Linked DNA regions of Homo sapiens: region 2 is linked to region 1. A link is an interaction called in ENCODE POLR2A ChIA-PET data of the cell type or tissue named here. Cell type or tissue: PC-3. All regions are shown on one strand. Links, peaks and the distances in the headings refer to the core of each region. The heading gives the core; the rest is flanking DNA.

Region 1 (2,913 bases), core at 275-2,774:
AAAAAAAAAGAGAGAGTCCCAGTGCTAAAACTGAGAGTCCTGGGCAAACTGGAACAATTGATCACACAATAAAGTGGGGGTTCTTGGGCTGGGTATGGAGGCTCATGCTTATAATCTCAGTGCTTTGGGAGGCCAAGGTGGAAGGATTGCTTGAGCCCAGGGCTTCAAGACCAGCCTGGACAACATAGCAAGACCCTATCTCTACAAAAGAAAAAACAAGCACACACTTGTAGTCCCAGCTACTTGGGAGGCTGAGGCAGGAGGACTGCTTAAGGCCAGGAGGTGGAGGTTGCAATGGGCTATGATGGCACCTCTGCACTCCAGCCTCAGTGACAGAGCAAAACCTCATTTTGAAAACACACACATGAGGGGCGCTGGGAATAGCCGCTCATGTCGGCTGACGGAGCGGTGTGGGGCCGCATGCGAAGCTGCCTCCGCGCCTTCCCCGAGCGGCTGGCCGCCTGCGGGGCCGAGTAAGGACTTCTGCGCGCGGGAGTTCGAGGCCCTGCGGAGCTGCTTCGCCGCCGCGGCCAAGAAGACGCTGGAGGGAGGCTGTTAGGAGGGACTCTGAGCTTCACACCTGTCTGCTGCCGTGGTTGCAGAGCCCTAGTCCTGATGGCCCCCGGTGGCATACATTGAATGCCTAGGGCAGAAAGGAAGTGGGAATGGCGAAGATGTGACGTGCCTCGGTGTTAGATACTGTTTCTTCTTAACAAGTTGAGGCGTGGGTAGAGCAGGAACTGGTTTTCCAGCATTGTGTCCGTAAACCTGAGTCAGAATAAGATGTAACAGAAGCCAGATAAAGACTCTGTCAAATCCTGCAAAAAAAAAAAAAAGAAAAAAAAGAAAACACACACACACACACATGCACACAATGCATAAAGTGTTTCTGAAACTTTGGTGTGCATGAGAGACACCTGGGGACTTACAAAAACACAGATGGCTGGCCCCACCCTAGAGTTTCTAATTTAGTAGGTCCAGGGTGGGGTCCGGTAATTTGCATTTCTAACAAGTTTCCTGATACTGCTGCTGTTGCTCTTGGTTGGGGCCCAAACTTCCAGAACAACTGGTCTGAATGAAGGGCTGGGTCCGGGACCTGCAAGTCCCACTGTGCTGCTTGCCCCGGTACCTCCTCCTAAGTCTGGCCCAGCAGGAAACGGAGCGCGGGTCAAAGTCCTCTCACAGTCAACCAGGAGAAACCTGTGTCTTCCTGGCAGGGTGGCTGGGTGCTATGGAAACAAGGCTCAGCCCAGAAGTGCCCAGCCTCCTTCCCAGAAGCAACTTCAGCCTCTAGGGGAGGAGTGAAGTGAACAAACAAACGGAAGGGCAGAGCTCAGTTCCTGGATGGAAGCGGCACCTGCATGGAAGCGCCCTCAGCAACCTCAGGGCCCAGACTTCCGGGAAAGTCTCACAGGGCCCCTGGCTTGAGTTTTGGAGCTGGAAGGGAACTTTGCAATCTTGGTTCAACTTTTTGTTTTATTTTCTGAGATGAATCCTCGCTCTGTTGCCCAGGGTGGGGTGCAGTGGCGCAATCTCGGCTCACTGCAACCTCCGCCTCCCGGGTTCCAGCGATGCTCCTGCCTCAGCCTCCTGAGTAGCTGGGATCACAGGTGCCTGCCACCACGGTTGGCTAAATTTTGTATTTTTAGTAGAGATGGGGGTTTCACCATGTTGGCCAGGCTGGTCTCGAACTCCTTACCTCAGGTGATCCGCCCACCTCTGCCTTCCAAAGTGCTGGGATTACAGGCATGAGCCACCGTGCCCGGCCCAGTACATCTTTTAACTGGGCTGTGAATGACACGACTTGCTAAGACCTGCCCACTAAGAATGAGCTGCAGCCAGCACAATGTTGTCCGCTTCCAGCCACTTTCCTAGATACTCCTCCATTCCTCAGATTCCAGCCCCCACCCCAGCCTGGAACGCCCACAGTGCTTTTATCACAGCTCTTAACTCCACTTGGTTCCCCAAAGCTATGAGCCCACATACCACCTCCCAGGGCTACAACACTTTGGGTTTCTCAGACACTGTCAACACTAAGCAGCATGAACTGCAGGACACACAGGACAGCTGGAGAGGGGCAGTGAGTCACTGTGTCATAGTCCTGCCCAAATTCCAATGTTGAAATTGCAGAAGCCTGGGGCCCACCCTAGAGAATCTGATTCAGCAGGTTGGAGGGGGGGCCCAGGCACTGATATTTTCAAGAGCCCTGGGTGATGTGGATGCCGATAGCACTGGCTGCATGCTGAGAAACACTGCCGATAGCATCATCTTCCACAGAAGGCCACCCAGGAAGAGATGATGAGGTGACAGAACTTCATCACCCAACTCAAGAAGGCTTGGGAGGAAGGGGTAATTTATTGGTTCTAAGCCCAGACCATGGACAAAACAGAGTGCTATGGTTCAAATGTCCCCAGCAATGTTCATGTTGAAATGTAATTGCCGTTGTGATGGTGGCATTGGCAGGTGGGGCCTTTGCAAGGTAATTAGGTTATGAGGGCTCTGCCCTCAGGAATGGATCCATGCCATCATCTCTGGAGTGGGTTCTTGATAAAAAGGATGATTCTGGACCACTTCCCTCTCATGTCTCACATGCTTACCTCTGCCTTCCATCCTTCTGCCATGGTGGGGCCCTCACAAGATGCTGGTGCCATGCTCTTGGACTTTCCAGCCTCCAGGACTGTGGGAAATCAATTTCTTTTCCACCCAGTCTGTGGAATTCTTTTTAAAATTTTTTATACTATTATTACTATTATTATTTGAGATGGAATCTTGCTCTGTCAGTCACCCAGACTGGAGTGCAGTGGTGCAATCTCCGCTCACTGCAACCTCCGCCTCCTGGGTTCAAGCAATTCTCCTGCCTCAGCCTCCCAAGTAGCTGGGATCACAGGTGTGCGCCACCATGCTCTGCTAATT
Region 2 (2,913 bases), core at 124-2,623, 62 kb before region 1:
ACATGAATAACTTTTTAAAATGAAAATAAATAGGGCTTTGATGAATTTCTTGCTAAGAATGCATTTTAATTTCATGCTTTTTGCTTTAAAGGTATTGTTACTAGATTTGAATGTTCACATCTTAAGTTGATCAGTGAAATTTGATACTGAAGCTGAAGAATTGTTGGGTGGCTTATTTTTTGAAAGATTACTGCATTTCTTTGAAGCTGCCCACTTACCTTTTTGTGCTAGTTATGTTTTTGGTAACAGTTTCTTTATTAATTTTTTAAAGGCCTGGTACTGTGGCGCTCCGTGAAATTAGACGTTATCAGAAGTCCACTGAACTTCTGATTCGCAAACTTCCCTTCCAGCGTCTGGTGCGAGAAATTGCTCAGGACTTTAAAACAGATCTGCGCTTCCAGAGCGCAGCTATCGGTGCTTTGCAGGTAAAATGGTGGGTGGGAAGACTCAGAGTTTGTATTCCTGTTGTGTACCAAGAACAGTTCCAAATTGTTGCATGTGCTTATATCATTTAATCACAAGCCTGTCAGGTAGTTGATATTGTTACTTCACTGTTGAGACTTCAGAAAGGTTAAATTGCTCAAGGTCATACACGTAGAAAATGGCAAAACCATAATTTGAACCTATTTGACTCCAAGGCTTAGTGCACATTCCATTATACCATTTAAAATTTTGAAACATTGCACTAAAAACAATATTTAAAGAAAATCCTCTGGTTTGGTTTATGGATGCTGCAGGACATTAAGAAGAACTTGAGACTAGAGGTCTATATTTGTAGTAACAATTTCAAACAACAGTGCCTAGAATAAAAGAAATGTCTCTTCAGGTCCTGAAGAAACATATAGGTAGAGAGAGCTTAATACCTAGGATGGGAATAGGCAGTATTAAAAAATTATGCATTAAGACGTAAAAGGAGCAGTGAGTGGAGGATAGGATTGGATTGGCAAGATTGGGGGAACGGTGCTTAAAGGTGATACTGGACGTGTAAAGGGGCCAGGATTTGCCTTGTGGTTTCCTAAAGGGGATTAGGGATTGCCACTTACATGTGGAGCATATTGAATTTAATCTTAATCTCTAGCATGTCAGGACTTAGAGAAATACTGTTCTAGAGATATTTATGTATTTGAGATATTTGTGGTTTAAGTTAAGACCAAAACTTGAAATTCCTACAAGATACTTGATAAAGGTATGTAGACGTCATTAACATCAGTCACTTAAGTAACCTATTTTATATTGTGTGGTTGGATTCTTTAGTTGCAAGTATCCCAGAATACAGTAAAGCTACCACCTCCATCAGAAGCATGCAGTTGGGGGTCGTTAAAAATGCTGATTGTTAGGCACCATTGCAGACCTGAATCATTCTGGGGGTGGGGAGGGGGCATCCAGAATCTAAGTACATTCCATTGGAGGATTTTCAAGGCTGCTGTTGCTGTGCTGGGCTTTTGCTTTATGTATGAGAAAGATAGGATAGGTGGATTCCACCCTGAAGTGTAATTGGTCGAGCTGTTTCTATGGTTAATCTAAACTTCATTTGATTGGTGAATTCCAGGAGTAGGCATCCATTAAATTCTCAGTGAGTTGCTGAAATTTCAACTACTAAAATCTTCCATGTTTTTACTTAAAACTTTATTTTCTGTTTTAATAGCCGATTATCTTCAGTTCTTATTTATTACTAAATACAGAAATGTTACTAAGATTCGTAAGCATTGGTACAAAGCTGCTAATATTTTCTAGTTAGAACTGTGCTTAAAGAACAATACTGTACTTGAAAAGTGTAGCGTTTTTAGCTTAAATGTCAATAATGTAGCCTTTTAAATTGAATTTACTAAACAATCTGGGTAAAAGACTCATCTTTCTAAAATTATTCACATGTAAACTTCCATTGTTACTATTACATATTTGTCATTAAGTGTGGTTGTATTGGTTTTAAGCAAAATGTTCACCTCTTCTGTCCACAGTTCTCTTAGTGTTAGATAGCTCTTTATTGGAAAGAGTGATCTTTGTTAAGCTTTTGTGTTTTCTGTTTGCTTTTTTATGCATATATTTTAGTTATCTTAAAAATACAGAGAGTGGGCCGGGCGCCGTGACTCACATCTGTAATCCCAACACTTTGGGAGGCTGAGGTGGGTAGATCACCTGAGGTCAGGAGTTCCAGACCAGCGTGGCCAACATGGTGTGAAACCCCTTCTCTACTAAAAATACAAAAAATTAGCTTGGCGTGGTGGCAGGCGCCTATAATCCCAGCTACTAGGGAGGCTGAGGCAGGAGAATTGCTTAAACCCGGAAAGCAGAGGTTGCAGTGAGCCGAGATGGCGCCATTGCACTCCAGCCTGGGCAACAAGAGCAAAACTCTTGTCTCAAAAAAAAAAAAAAGATAACAGAGGGAGAATTTGTTAATGGAATAGGATAATAGAAGATCGCAATTGAAGTAGAAATCCAAAGGTCCTTTGTTTTTGGCCTTAGAATTACACACTTTACAACTAAAGGATAGCAGGCAGTCCAGTGAGAATGGTAGAGGAGAAATTAGTCTCAGTTTGCCATAGATAATCAATAATTGACTTACTTAAAATATAGTCTTTGCTTTTAATGTCTGAGAACTTGAACTCAAATATTCTTGTGTTAAGTGGACAGTGTTGCTTTGAAATGGTAAAGAGGCAGACGTTGAATATACTCAAAATGTCCTAAACTAATACTTTCTTGTAGTTCTTTTTTTTCTTTGCCATTAAATCAAAATTAATTCATTAGGTCATAAATTAGTGTGGCAGTCTTTAATTCCCATTACAGCCTTAATGTTTTAAGGGACTTTGGGTTACTTGTAATAAAATTGGAAATGTATGGGTCATGGTCAGATCCTCTCGTAGGAGTTCAGTCTCCTCTCAGAGCTGACCAGACACAATCCTTATAAACTAGTAG

The links. ChIA-PET counts read pairs that join two places held together with the same protein. Peaks named below come from ENCODE experiments on the same cell type or tissue, not always from the same donor. Only the 100,000 strongest peaks of a DNase experiment are listed, where the experiment ranks them.
Region 2: POLR2A ChIA-PET joins it to region 1 with 5 read pairs; 29 of 35 experiments call an interaction of 5 or more read pairs at or near these places.

Annotation. Positions count from the first base shown.
Region 1 is chr1:226,126,788-226,129,700 of GRCh38, forward strand. It overlaps the pseudogene LOC112268255. Among named protein-coding and RNA genes, the nearest start is that of ACBD3-AS1, 20 kb to the right of the region's middle. In PC-3, for the core only: no CTCF peak of the experiment used is centred there; DNase peaks (open chromatin) are centred at 714, 1,244 and 2,074; H3K4me3 peaks cover 1,074 bases; H3K27ac peaks cover 1,739 bases.
Region 2 is chr1:226,065,385-226,068,297 of GRCh38, forward strand. It overlaps H3-3A (H3.3 histone A), which reads left to right. Exons shown (of 4, transcript NM_002107.7): 3 at 272-425. Among named protein-coding and RNA genes, the nearest start is that of H3-3A, 4.1 kb to the left of the region's middle. In PC-3, for the core only: no CTCF peak of the experiment used is centred there; no DNase peak of the experiment used is centred there; H3K4me3 peaks cover 265 bases.